3 separate regions of the Homo sapiens genome follow, and all the other regions are linked to region 1. The links are chromatin contacts, found by Hi-C or POLR2A ChIA-PET in ENCODE. All regions are on one chromosome and are shown on one strand. The core of a region is the stretch at or near the end of the contact, and the rest is flanking DNA. Distances in the headings are between cores, read along the strand shown.

Region 1 (4,192 bases), core at 853-3,352:
GTGTAAAAACTGGCCATAAATAAATTACCTGAGCTGTGTGTGGTGGCCTCACACTTATAAACCCAGCAGTCTTTGGGAGGCAAAGGTGGGAGGATCATTTGAGCTCAGGAGTTTGAAAGCAGCGTTGACAACATGGTGAGACCCTGTCTCTGTTTAAGAAAAAGAAAAAAGAAAAGAAAGGAAATGATCTGACTTAGTTGTTTGACTGTAGGCCATAAGAACCCTATTCTAGAGAGAGTCCTGCCCCATACTCAGAATGAAGGAATGCATGCTCATAGAGGCCAAGCAGGATCTAGACACACAGGCTTTGCTGGGTTTCCCCACTCAGTCTATCAGCATTAGATCATACCCTTTGTGTCTAGTCCTATTTCTACATGGCTGTGCATACTTTGTTGAACCTAAGCCTAAAGATGAACAATTCCCCCTGTGTCTTTGGGTCTTCATTCTGAAGGCTCCTGTGTATACACATTAAATAAATGTGTATGCCTTTTCTCCTATTCATGTGCCTCATATCAGTGACCTTTGAACTTCAGGGAGGCCAAGAGATTCCTCCCAGCTTCCCTTATATTAGAAAAGGAGGAAAAAAGAAAAACAATTCCTATTCTCCACCTACTATCAGTGTTTTTCCCTCCCTTCACTCCTTGATCTGAGATTGGGATCAGTCCCAACCAGGAGATTCTCATGTACTCACTTCCTCTTGGTGCCTTAAGAGCTTTCCTCAAATTGTATTTCTGAGCAGGGACATTTACAAGCCTGCATGGAACTGAAGGATCTCCTGTCTGAAGATTCTCACAAGTAATTGATAGAATGAGATTTATTTGACAAATAACAAAACCATCTGCCAAATCCATGATTAAATGGCAGGGACTCTGGGTCTCTTGTGCTTAGTGAGGGAAGGAAGGAGGTGGTATGTTTTCAGTGAAACACTCACTGAATGGAACTCCAGGCTGGAGGGAGAGTGAAGAGGGAAGAGAATACAGTCCTTGCTATTTTCCTCAGCTGATTCATAATACATTAACACCCTCATTTACATGGCCTATTAGAAGTTATTTATATTCCAATTACAGGCTATTTGAATATTGCATTTGTAGTCGAATTACAGGGTTTAGGGAAAGCTCATTTGTTTTCAAGAAAGGATTCTGGTTTAAAGACAAAGATATGGGCAGCTTGCAGATACGGGCAGCTTGCAGAAGCTCTGGGCACACCACAACCTGCTGTGTAGAGATCACAATGAGAAATGGTGCCTAAGACACAGAAATCACTGACACCCTTGTGGGCCTGTTAAGGGAAAACTAGGCAGAAGCACAAGGAGAATATCTTTCTCTATGACTGAAAACAGCAACTCATGGTAGATTGTACACCTGCTTTAGGAAGCCAGCAATGTGACTCACTATCCCCAGGCAAATTCCCCTAGAAGGTCTCCTCTCACCCATTGCTCTACCCAATGTCGAGAGAAAAACCCATTGACAAGTACAATTTAACAAAGTTTCATTGGGCAAAGAATGATTCATGAATCGGGTAGTCCCCGCCACCCACCAACTAGAATAGATTCAGAGAGACTCCATGTGGCCATGTGATTGGAAAGGATTTATGAACAGAAAAAGGAAAGTGATGTACAGAAAACGGAAGTGAGGTACAGAACAGCTGGGTTGATTACAGTTTGGCTTTTGCCTTATTTGAATGAAGTTTGAACAGTTGTCTGCCTTTGGCCAAAAGTTGGTGATTGGCACAGGAGTAAGTGACAGTCTGTTTACACATCCAGTTAGGTTACAGTTCACTACATACAGAGAAACCATTAATCTAAACTTCAAATATGTAAGGAGGCAGCTTTGGGCTAAACATAATTTAACACCAGGGAAACTGGATCATTCCCTTCTTTCTGCTTTCATGTTGGTACCTACTAGGAGAATTTTTCTATATTACAGTGACTTACATATCTATTTTCTCAACCAATCAGGACTTCCTTGGAGGCAGGACTTTATTTTCCTGCAGACAATAAACTTCACAAGGGCAAAGACCACGGCTGTTCTTGTGCAACTTTGAATCATCCGTCTCCCAGACAGCCCTGGCAGATAGCAGATGCTCAAGGCCTGGGACCTGCTTCTCCCTCAGTCCCACATGGCCTTGGTACAAGTATTCCCATGACTGAATTCCACCCTAATTCTTCTTGAGAGGCCTCTCAGACCACTCGAACTTAAGCAACCTCCTCCTGTTAACTCTCCAACTCTTCATCATCTCACCCTTGTTATGGCTTTGCAGCATTGGTCATCATCTGGCATTATCTTATTTGTCCATTTGTTTCTCATTTCTTCCTTTCTTTTCCCCTTATGCTGCAAACTACTTGAGAGCAGAAAATTTTCACTTTTATTCACTACTTTATCTCCAGCCCCTAGAAAAATGTCTGGTTCACAAATATCTGCGGAAAGAATGAATTTGTAAATTGAGGTCATTAGATGCCAAAAAAAAAGGTTAGCTAAAAAAAGTATGTAAGTGAATGAATGAATAAATAAAACATAACCACAAGTTTGGTTAGAAGTTTAAAACTAACAGCTTTGAACAAAAAAATTATAAACCAAAAATAAAATTCTAAGACCCCCAAGTGACTGATGGGCCCTACCCTCAGCCAAGGGCATTCCAAAGTTAATCCAAAAAACTAGTTCAGGACGTACTGCGAAGTGCGGGTCAGACATGCCTCATTATGCCTTCCTCCTTTTAGAATTCAGGCACAGATGACCAGCACTAACATTAAAACAGAGACCTTAAGACTGATAGAAAAGACTTTTTAAGTCTGAAAAGAAACATTTACAATCTATTCTCTCTGAAGCCTGCTACCTGGAGGCTTCATCTGCATGATAAGGAACTTGGTCTCTACAATCCCTTATCTTAACCCAGACACTCTTTTCTATTGATTTCAGGTCTTTAGATAATAACTCTTTCAACCAATTGCCAATAAGGAAATCTTTGAATCTGCTTATGACCTGGAAGGCTCCCCTCCTTCCAGGTGTCCTGCTTTTCTGGAAGGAACCAGTGTATATCTTACATGTATTGATTGATGTCTTATGTCTTATGTCTCACTTATGTCTTATGTCTCACTTATGTCTTATGTCTCACTAAAATGTATTGATGACATGTATCTTACATGTATTGATTGATGTCTTATGTCTAAAATGTGTAAAACCGAGCTGTAGCCCAACTACCCTGGGTACATGTCCTCAGGATCTTCTGAGTCATGGAGAGAAGCTGCTGAGCCTCCAATTCTCTCCTTTCTAGGAGAGCCAGGGCTCTGTCATGGGCCATTAGTCACTCATATTTGGCTCAGAATAAATCCCTTCAAATATTTTACAGAGTTTGACTCTTTTCATCAACAGAATAAAAGACAGTATTGGTACTATGACTGAAGCAAATCAAGTGACTAAAGAAATCTGGAAAATTGAGTTCAATAGCTGATGTTTCATGAATTTTTTTAACCTGTTAATAAAGTTGACTCTGCAAAAATTAAAATTCAAAACTCAGACCCATTTATTTTACATTTTATAAGAATTTTACTTAGCAATATAATTCAAGTCAATTTAACTCCTGTTTTTAATTATTTCCTTGAAGCAAATTATCTGGGTTAGCATTAATTGTAACTTCCTTGAATTTCTTTCCATAGGATAAAATGTGTGAGTTGATTAGAAACTATTTTTCAGTCTTTGACAAGGTAATTATCATAGCCCTTGAATGAGCTGCAAAATAGTAAGTGTGAACTGCTAAGAAGCCTGATAGAAAATGCCATGTTAGTTGAAAGTTGGATCACATGTTGGTCTGCAACACAGATTGGTGAGCCCTTGAAATGAGTTCCCAATGAGCACAGAGAGAAATCAAAATAATATTGATATTCCAGATCTTTCCAGTTACACAATGGAAACAGCATTCTTCAGAGGGCTATGTGTTAAAACATACCCTGTGGCTGTTTATCCTTCTCACGACAAGTTTTGTTCTCATTTACCCCCTAGGCCAGAAGGTAGCACTTTGAGGGTATGGGCCATGCAAATGACTATTTCAGCTTCTAAGATCAAAATAAATTTTGTTTCCTGTAATGTGGTGGTGGAAATGTAGAGGCCTCTTCCCCTCCTTCAGGCCACCCGACTTTGTTGAATGGCTCAGAGTTTAGAACATGGCCAGAGAAGTCACACTCTCTCCATTTAAAGCC
Region 2 (4,192 bases), core at 1,138-3,637, 91 kb after region 1:
GGGAACTGTGAACATTCAACAGGCTAGTTGCATAAATTTAAGAAAAAGCACAGCGTTAAGGTTTTGAAGATTTGTACCATTTCCTGATCATGAAGCAAGGGAGATATTCACTGATGAGGTTACTAAGGTCATCACTGATGAAAATCTGATACCAGGACAGGTCTGTAATGCTGATGAAACATCACTGTTTCGGCATTATTGCACCAGAAAAACACTGACTACAGCTGGTGAGACAGCTTCAATAGGAATTAAGGATGCTAAGGACAGAATAACTGTTCTGGGATGTGCTAATGCAGCACGCATGCATAAAGAAAACCTTGCTATGATAGACAAAAGCTTATATCCTTGTTGTTTTCAAGGAGTAAATTTCTTTCCAGTAAATTATTATGCTAACAAAAAGGCATAGAGAATTAGGGATATCTTTTCTGATTGGTTTCACAAACATTTGGTACTAGTGGCTCTTGCTTGCTGTAGGGAATCTAGACTGAATGATTAACGACTGCAAGATTTTGGCACTGCTTGATAAGGATTCTGCTCATCATCCAGCAGAAATTCTCATTAAAAATGTTTAGGTCATGTATTTTACCCTAATTGTGACTTCATTAATTCATCCATGTGACTAGGGTGTTCTTGGATCAATAAAGAATAAATATAAAAAGTTTCTTGATCAGCATGCTAGCAACAGTGAACAGAGGCATGAGTGTGGAAAGTTTTCAAAAGGAGTTTAGCACGAAGAATGCCCATGTTTGGAATACAGTGACAAATACACAGTTGTGCATGCCTGGCACAACCTCTGGGCTATAACTATGTTCAGTGATGGTGATGAACAAAGTGGTGACTTTGAAGGTTTCTATATGTCACATGAGAAAAAAAATAATGTCTGACCTCCATACATATACAAAAAAATACACCTTCAGAGTCTGGCAGTAAGATGGAAGAAACAGATGTCATGTAAGTTTTTACCAGCAATAATGCGGCTCTAATTATTCATTCATTGATCCATGGGGAAATAGCCAAAATGGTTCTTAATCAAGGTGATTATGATAATAGTGATGATGAAGATGATGTTAACACCGTAGAAAAAGTGCCTATAGATGACATGGTGAAAATGTGTGATGGGCTTATTGAAGGACTACAGCAGTTTATTTAGTATCCCCAAATGGGTTAAAACATGGATTTTTAGATTTTAAAATGCTGGGCTTCACCCTCAGAGTTTCTCATTCAATAGATTTTGGTCAGGGGACAAGAATGTGTATTTCTAACAAGTTTCCAGGTGATGATGATATCATCCTGGGATCCACACTTTACAATTCAATGACCGAGTATATTTATTTTTATGAGAGAATGTGTATTACTTGATTTCAGTTTATTCTCAATTACACAAAAAATAAATGAGGACACTTAATATTTTGAAAACATAAGATGGAAGAATGTATAGCTATAGCAACACATCTAACTAAACTATTACTCAGTAACCAAAAAAACTCAATAGATTCTCCAAAGCACAAATCAAGATGTCCTTTGCTGAACTGTATGAAGTTTCTGTGTTTTATTTTAATTAACTGACATGCTAAGGACAAACATTTTCTCGAACTTATTTGTTCTATAAATTGTTAACACATGAGTTTAAAAATATTTATATGGTAATAATTATCAGTCATCTTTTCTTTTGATTACTGATTGCTTTTGTGATTTAAAAAAATATTTTTCTATCCCGAGATTAGATATTCACCAGCAATTTCCTGATTTTTGATTTTGTCTTTCTTTACATATATCACTTTGGTCTACCTAGAAATTATTTTGATGCATGTATATTTTACTCAATTTTTAACTAAAATAAATACAATTATTTTTATACAGAAAATTCTTTAGGCATACTATATTCAGGGCATTGCAGTAAATACTCTCAGTGTTTATAATTATCTTTGTAAGATGCATATTAAAACAGCAAACATTGTTGAATTCTCCAAGTTAGTTTTATTTTATAGCATGAGGTGGTATAATCTTCTTAAGCATTCCTGGAAATATTTTTTTAAAAAAAATCACAAACGTATCACACATATCTAAAATTAAGTGTGCCAACTATATACCTTTGATGTTTCCTGAGAGTCCTGAGTTTGCAAAACCTTACCTATATAGCAACATTCAACTGTGTACAATTTTATGAATCAGGCATCACATTTTCCACGAGTCCACTCCACAGAAATGGCTTCAGTCCATTTCATCAAACTGCTATGTTGTGTCAATAAGCTTTCTATGCACTATTCCACTTTTAAGAACTGATGGCCCTTGTACATTTGGGTTTTTTTCAACCAACAGTTGCATGCTAAGAACATCTTCCAAATTCTGTTAGAAGACTGAAGAGGAACTTGGTCAGTTTTTCAGCAGTCATCCATGTCCTCTTGTTCTCATTTCTGTTTTCTTCCTCCAAAAAAAATCACTTCCCCTATCTTTGGCTCATTTATTTTTCTATGGTATATCACTGCCTAGCATTGGAGTTGTTTTAACTTTTTCCTTCACCTAGCATTACTTATCAACATGATAGTTACATTCCCAAAAACTATATTGTAAAAGAAAGCAGGGATGAAATATTTAAGACCTGATAGGAAAAGCAGGTTTAGGAGATCAGAGTTATAGTGAATCTAAAATAAAGGCTGATGGCTCATTAAATAAATCAACTAATGGCATTTTAAATATTTTTAAATAGAAAAAATTGGCATTGTTCAATAACTAGTATTCCTTCTTCCTAACAAACTTTTTATTTCATTAACCTACTAATCATCTAAGATTCTTATGAATATGTTTTTCCTTCTTGTAAATAAAAATTGTTATGAAATATTTTTTCTTGGATCTTCATGAAATGAAAAATGCTTTTAAGTTTTATTATTCAATTACCTTATTTAGCCCTGGAAAATTGAAGAAGAAAATGCCAGTGCACTGTGATATAGTCTTAAAATCCTTCTAAATGCATTGTTTTATATTCAAAAGAACTTAATGCCAAGGCATAAATGACCACAGCAGAGCACTGCTCTACCCTAAAGGTTTTACATCCCAATTCCTTTCCTTTGGCTTATGTTGTCTCAGTTTTCTATATTTCTCTCAAGGTTACGTTACAAAATTATCTATACATACTTGCTCTTCCATATATTTTACCTCTTCTTCTCAGGGCCCTATGTTTTGCTGTAATTTTAAAAATTATCTTCAAGAAAAATTGCCCAATTTTTACAAACATAGTATCCTAAATTCCCACATTTGTGAAAAAAGTATAAATATGTAAATACACATATGTAAAATTTTGTACAGTAGGAATGTTCATTGGGGAAACGTTACTGAAACTGACACAAAGTGTTTAACAGAAATTTGCTTAAAGGGATCAAATTTCACCTGGCATAGGAACATATTTAAAACAGTGGGGTTGACACAATAGCTACATCTGTGTAACCAAACCATCAAGGCTGACAAACTAAATCCAGTTGTTAGTAAAGTTAATGACTAATTCTGATCAATACATGGCCAAAAGAAAAAGAAAACACTGTATCATAAGAGCTGAAAAACATCTACTGGGAAATGACTATTTTGTGAATACTTAAAAGCCTTATAAATGTACTATTATATTTTCACTTTTTCTAAAGTATTATAATTGGCAGGGCTCAAATTAGTAAAGTTAAATATATTTCAACATTTTATTAAACACTGAAAATATTTTATCCATATCAAGTATCAGGGGCTTAAAATGAGCTATTCCAAAAAAAAGTATCTCTCATCAATACTTTCACTTTAAAAGAATTATTATAATTTATCCATATATGAAATACAAAAATTATTAGAACATGTATTAGGCTTAAATTGATTACAAATAAAAAACATTAATCTTGCCTGTAATCCCAGCTACTCAGGAAGCTGAGGCAGGAGAATCACTTGAGCCCGGGAGGTGGAGGTTGCAGTAAGTGGAGACTGAGCCACCGCACTGCAGCCTGGGCGACAGAGTGAGACTGTCTCAAAAAAAAAAAAATTAATACGACAACACAATAATAAATAAATTTAGCTCATCACAAGGGAGCATGGTCATTAAAATGAGTTTAGCAGAATAGTCAATTCAAACTTATTTCCAAAGACTAACAGTATAAATTATAGGCAGTTTGAGATTTAAAATGTGGCAAACCAAAAATAGGGCAGTATAAAGGCTACAGAG
Region 3 (4,192 bases), core at 1,252-3,751, 85 kb before region 1:
AAGGGTGGGGTCCTAATCTGATAAGACTGGTGCCCTTATAAGAAGAAGAGACACCAGCGTTCTCTCTGTCTCTCCATGCTTACAGAAAAAAGACCATGTAAGGACATAGCAAGATGGTGACCATTTGCAACCAGAAACCAACCCTACTGGCACCTGGATGTTGGATTTCTATCCTCCAGAACCTGTAGAAAATAAACTTCTGTCCTGTTCTTTTCTTTCTTTCTTTCTTTCTTTCTTTCTTTCTTTCTTTCTTTTTTTTTTAGAGACAGGGTCTCACTCTGTCACCAGGCTGAAGTGCAATGGCGCGACCTTGGTTCACTGCAATCTCCACCTCCCGAGTTTAAGCGATTCTCCTGCCTCAGCCTCCCAAGTAGCTGGGATTACAGGTGTAAGCCACCACGCCTGGCTAATTTTTTTGTATTATTAGTAGACACAGGGTTTCACCATGTCGGCCAGGCTGGTCTCGAACTCCTGACCTCAGGTGATCCACCTGCCTTGACCTCCCAAATTACTGGGATTACAGGTGTGAGCCACCTTGCCCGGCCTAAACTTTTGTTCTTTAAGCCTCCCAGTCTGGGGTATTTTGCTGTGGCAGCCCAAGCAGACTAATACACAACCCAATTAATAAACACTAATAGTGTCTAAAATTATTCCACCATTCTAGAAAATTATTATTTTTTCATTATCCACAGTCATTGCTTTGTCCTGTGACAAAAAAGCCATGTAGCTGGAAGCCATCTGGGTGGCAGTACAGAATTAAGAGCCACTAGAAATTAAGTCCATACTCTCCCTGGAACTCAAATTCTACCAAAAAATAAATTTTAAGTGAAAGTCTAATGGAAGGAAGAAGAACATTTGGAGCAAGTGTGAAATCAACATTCTGCTCCAGGTAGGCACCATTTGATGGGGAGTGATCCTGAGTGCAGGGTTGGGGAACGGGGTGGAACTTTCCTTTGTGCACAGAACTGGGACTAGAAAACAGTGATTAGGAAAGCAGTCAAGTGACTGATAAGTACACAAATGGAATAGCCCTTGGGAGTTTTTGAGATTGCGTTTGTTTGAAGAAAAGAAGAGCATTTTCTTCATATTGATATGACATTGTATTTGCCAACTGGTATTTACTAGAAGCCCTCCAAGTTCATGATTCACACCTGAACATTCCACATTCTTTAAAATTGTAGTGCACCCTTCATAACTATATATTTAGTATTTTTATAAATTAGATTACAATTTAATTGGAGAATACAATATCAGAAAAATTATCCAAAACTTAGAAATATTGCCTAATCAAATGTGCTACTTGTCTGGCCTTCCACAAGAAAGCACATGAGGAACTAAGACATAATTTTTCCTTCTTATTTGTAAAGTCTAATTCAAAGTTATTAGCTCAGCACAGTAAATATACGTGCTAAAGACTGGGTGAACAATGGCAAATAAACTTTGAAGACCAAATCCTCTTTTACAACTAAAAGTAACATTACTGAGCTTTCTGCAGGATTTTCTGGGTAAGTTTTTCTGCATGGCCAGCCCCAGCAAGGCCCCGAATGCCTGGTTTGCTACTTTCTAATCCTGTAACTTCTCTTCCCATAATAATGTGTAGCTTGTAAGGCCTTAGCTCAATTTTCCAGATGATTTCAGAGACAAAGAATTGCTGATTTGTTACACTAATCTTGACATTTCAAATTACAACTGGAAATAATCTTCCTTAATTAGTCATGTTCTTTCTGTTGAAAATATCAGACATTTGACATATTTGTTTAGCAAATATGTCGATTTTCTGGTCTTTATGGTCTTTCAGTCCCATGTTGATATTCACATATTAAATTTTTAGCTTGCTCCACAGCAAAGATGCAAATATATATGTGCATATGTATATTATATATGTACACATATAGTATATGAATCTACAACCATGCTTGGGGAATACAAGGTATAATATGAATATTATATATATATTCATATATATCTATATATATTTATATATGTGAATCTACAACTATACTTGGGGAAAACAAAGACTTTATCCAGGCTCACCCAGAATGGTTATGAGAAAGTGAAACATTCTTTTCTTCCCTTAATAGGCAAATACATAGTTTAAAAGCTACCTCCCCAAATATGGGAGAATCTTTAGAGAAAGTGTTAAATCACAATAGCATTAAATGTACATTTACTATCAAGTCTTTTGCAATAAAAGCTGACATTAACTTTTTCTCTACAATATTTACTATAGCACTGTGCTTACCCAGGCTTTTATTAATATATGTTTATTTCTGCATTTCCATTTCTCAGCTACCTTTTATATTTTAAAAATTACAGAATTTATAGAAGAAAATTGTAGGCTGATAACAAACAAAAAGGTTTTTCGAAATGGCTAGCATTTGCTCCCAGCAGGGAAAGTAAAGGAATAGTTGCTGTATCCTGAGCCACCCATCCCGGCCCAAGTCTTTGTCCTGCTGAAGTGGTAAATTCTCCCAGAAACGCAACACAAGGTGGTGCTGTTGTATTTATCCTAAACCAGCTGCCAGCCTGGCCACTTAGGCTGTCGGTTTGATCTGAAAGTGGTAGGTGTGTACCAAAGGCATGGGTTTTGCATATGTAGATGTTTACAGTGTAGTCCTCCTTTCAGATAAGAAAAGATAAATAGAAGAAGGAGGAAGAGAGTAAGTTTCTCCACACATGGAAGCTTCTGGAGAAACTGTCTTAAAAAAAAAGAAAGTGCATGGGTTCCTTTTGTTACTAAATTATAGGAGCATGGAAAGTTAGGGCTAGAAGAGATAAAACATTATCTAGCCCATCTTCCTATCTTCAGAGAGGATTTCATTTATAAATTATCAGCCAGTTAAACTTTTTCTTTTGGTTTTAAAATTTTCCAGGGAGGGAGATGCCACTTGCTCCCCCAGCAAATCAATACTCCCTAGTGTTGGGAAATTGTTGTGGACATATGTGCACTTCCTCTTGTTCTGAATCCAGAGGGTATGGGAAGGATTTGATCAGCAGATGTGCCTAGTGAATGAGAAGCACACAAAAAAAAAATGAATTACAAGTCAGGGCTCTGGATTCCTCTCCCTCACTTGCTTAGCTGGGACAAGGTGGGCCTCAGATTTTGCATCTGGAAAACAAAGAGATTGGACTAACATCAGTGGGTTTCCACAAATGGCTGGATCTCAAAATCACCGGGGAAGCTTTTTAAAAAAATACAGATTCCAGGGCCTTGCCTATAAATTTGCTCAGTCAGAAAATCTAGGGCAGGGCCCAGAAATTGCACTTAAAAAAAAATCCAAAAGAACTGTTTTCCTTGGAAAACATTTTTCTTGTCTGAAGACATGGAAATTAGCTAAAAATGTGTAGGCAGGCAGCCCAGCACAGATCTAATGACTGGTGCATAGGTACCACTAGATTAAATAACTCTTAAATCCCATCTGATTTTATGATTTTCCAGGTATCCTTAAAACAAAAGCCCTTGAAAAATAGAAGTGAATTATCCCAGATCTAAAGAATTTCCTCTTGAATCATATTCCCAAGCCTTTGAGTAATCTGCAGTATGGATTTACAGCAAGATGTTTTCTAAATTTTTCAAGCACATGAAATTGGGAAGTCCAGGAATATTATTATAGTAAAGAAAATCCAATAAAGTCCTTGTGTTCAGTCCAATGCCTACACGCTATTCTATTTTCTGGTTACTGTAACTATGAATTAGTTGACAGTTATGAAAATAGTATTTGGACTCTTTCACTTTCATTTTTATAAAACTGGAAAGTTAAAAAACTAGTCAAGTACTTGGCCCATGTATAAATAGATAAGTCACATACTGGCAAATTGAGCTGTATAAAAGTTACTTACACAGACAAAAATGTCTCTAAAGTCTCTATGTAAAACGTTGGCTTTCTGACTCTGAGACTGTCTAGTATCAATGTGAAATTCAGTAACAATGCAATTCAGATTCTTATACCTCAAATGTCTCATTTGAAAGAATCAGATAATTGAAGTATCATTTGTTTATTCTCGTTTATAGTATCAAGGTAAATAATTCTGCCTTCCATTTCCCCTTGCTAATGTAATGTGACCTCAATGTTACATGTTACTAAGTAAATCAATTAGGAGATTTGGCCTGTGTATGTGACTCTTGCAAATGGGTAATTACACCATCAAATAGAAACTTATACACTCTTTGCAAGCCAGTCTTGAAGTCACT

Evidence for each region. Hi-C counts contacts between places; a loop is a spot of excess contacts on that map. ChIA-PET counts read pairs that join two places held with the same protein, here RNA polymerase II (POLR2A). Pooled maps may share reads with other maps.
Region 2: a loop to region 1 is called in a map of testis, with 3 times the contacts of the local background. The contact joins two enhancer-like sites. A Hi-C loop is called at or near these places in 4 of 168 maps with a recorded cell type or tissue (Caco-2, dorsolateral prefrontal cortex, gastrocnemius medialis and 1 more), 3 of 37 single-sample maps with no recorded cell type and 15 of 50 pooled maps. POLR2A ChIA-PET finds 5 or more read pairs at or near these places in 11 of 52 experiments (AG04450, CD4-positive, alpha-beta memory T cell, CD8-positive, alpha-beta memory T cell and 7 more).
Region 3: a loop to region 1 is called in a map of HepG2, with 17 times the contacts of the local background. The contact joins two enhancer-like sites. A Hi-C loop is called at or near these places in 10 of 168 maps with a recorded cell type or tissue (Caco-2, HepG2, IMR-90 and 6 more), 3 of 37 single-sample maps with no recorded cell type and 23 of 50 pooled maps. POLR2A ChIA-PET finds 5 or more read pairs at or near these places in 3 of 52 experiments (HepG2, MCF 10A and T-cell).

What each region holds. Positions count from the first base shown.
Region 1 is chr13:33,637,223-33,641,414 of GRCh38, reverse strand. It overlaps a transcript of STARD13 not described here. Among named protein-coding and RNA genes, the nearest start is that of RFC3, 180 kb to the left of the region's middle. RefSeq lists enhancers at 1,562-1,701, 4,038-4,192. Within about 2 kb of position 2,102, at least 5 of the 41 ENCODE cell types and tissues checked have a DNase peak (open chromatin) inside an H3K27ac peak, as active enhancers do.
Region 2 is chr13:33,546,471-33,550,662 of GRCh38, reverse strand. It overlaps a transcript of STARD13 not described here. Among named protein-coding and RNA genes, the nearest start is that of LINC02344, 210 kb to the right of the region's middle. Within about 2 kb of position 2,387, at least 2 of the 41 ENCODE cell types and tissues checked have a DNase peak (open chromatin) inside an H3K27ac peak, as active enhancers do.
Region 3 is chr13:33,722,325-33,726,516 of GRCh38, reverse strand. No RefSeq gene overlaps it. Among named protein-coding and RNA genes, the nearest start is that of RFC3, 94 kb to the left of the region's middle. RefSeq lists a silencer at 2,403-2,572. Within about 2 kb of position 2,501, at least 10 of the 41 ENCODE cell types and tissues checked have a DNase peak (open chromatin) inside an H3K27ac peak, as active enhancers do.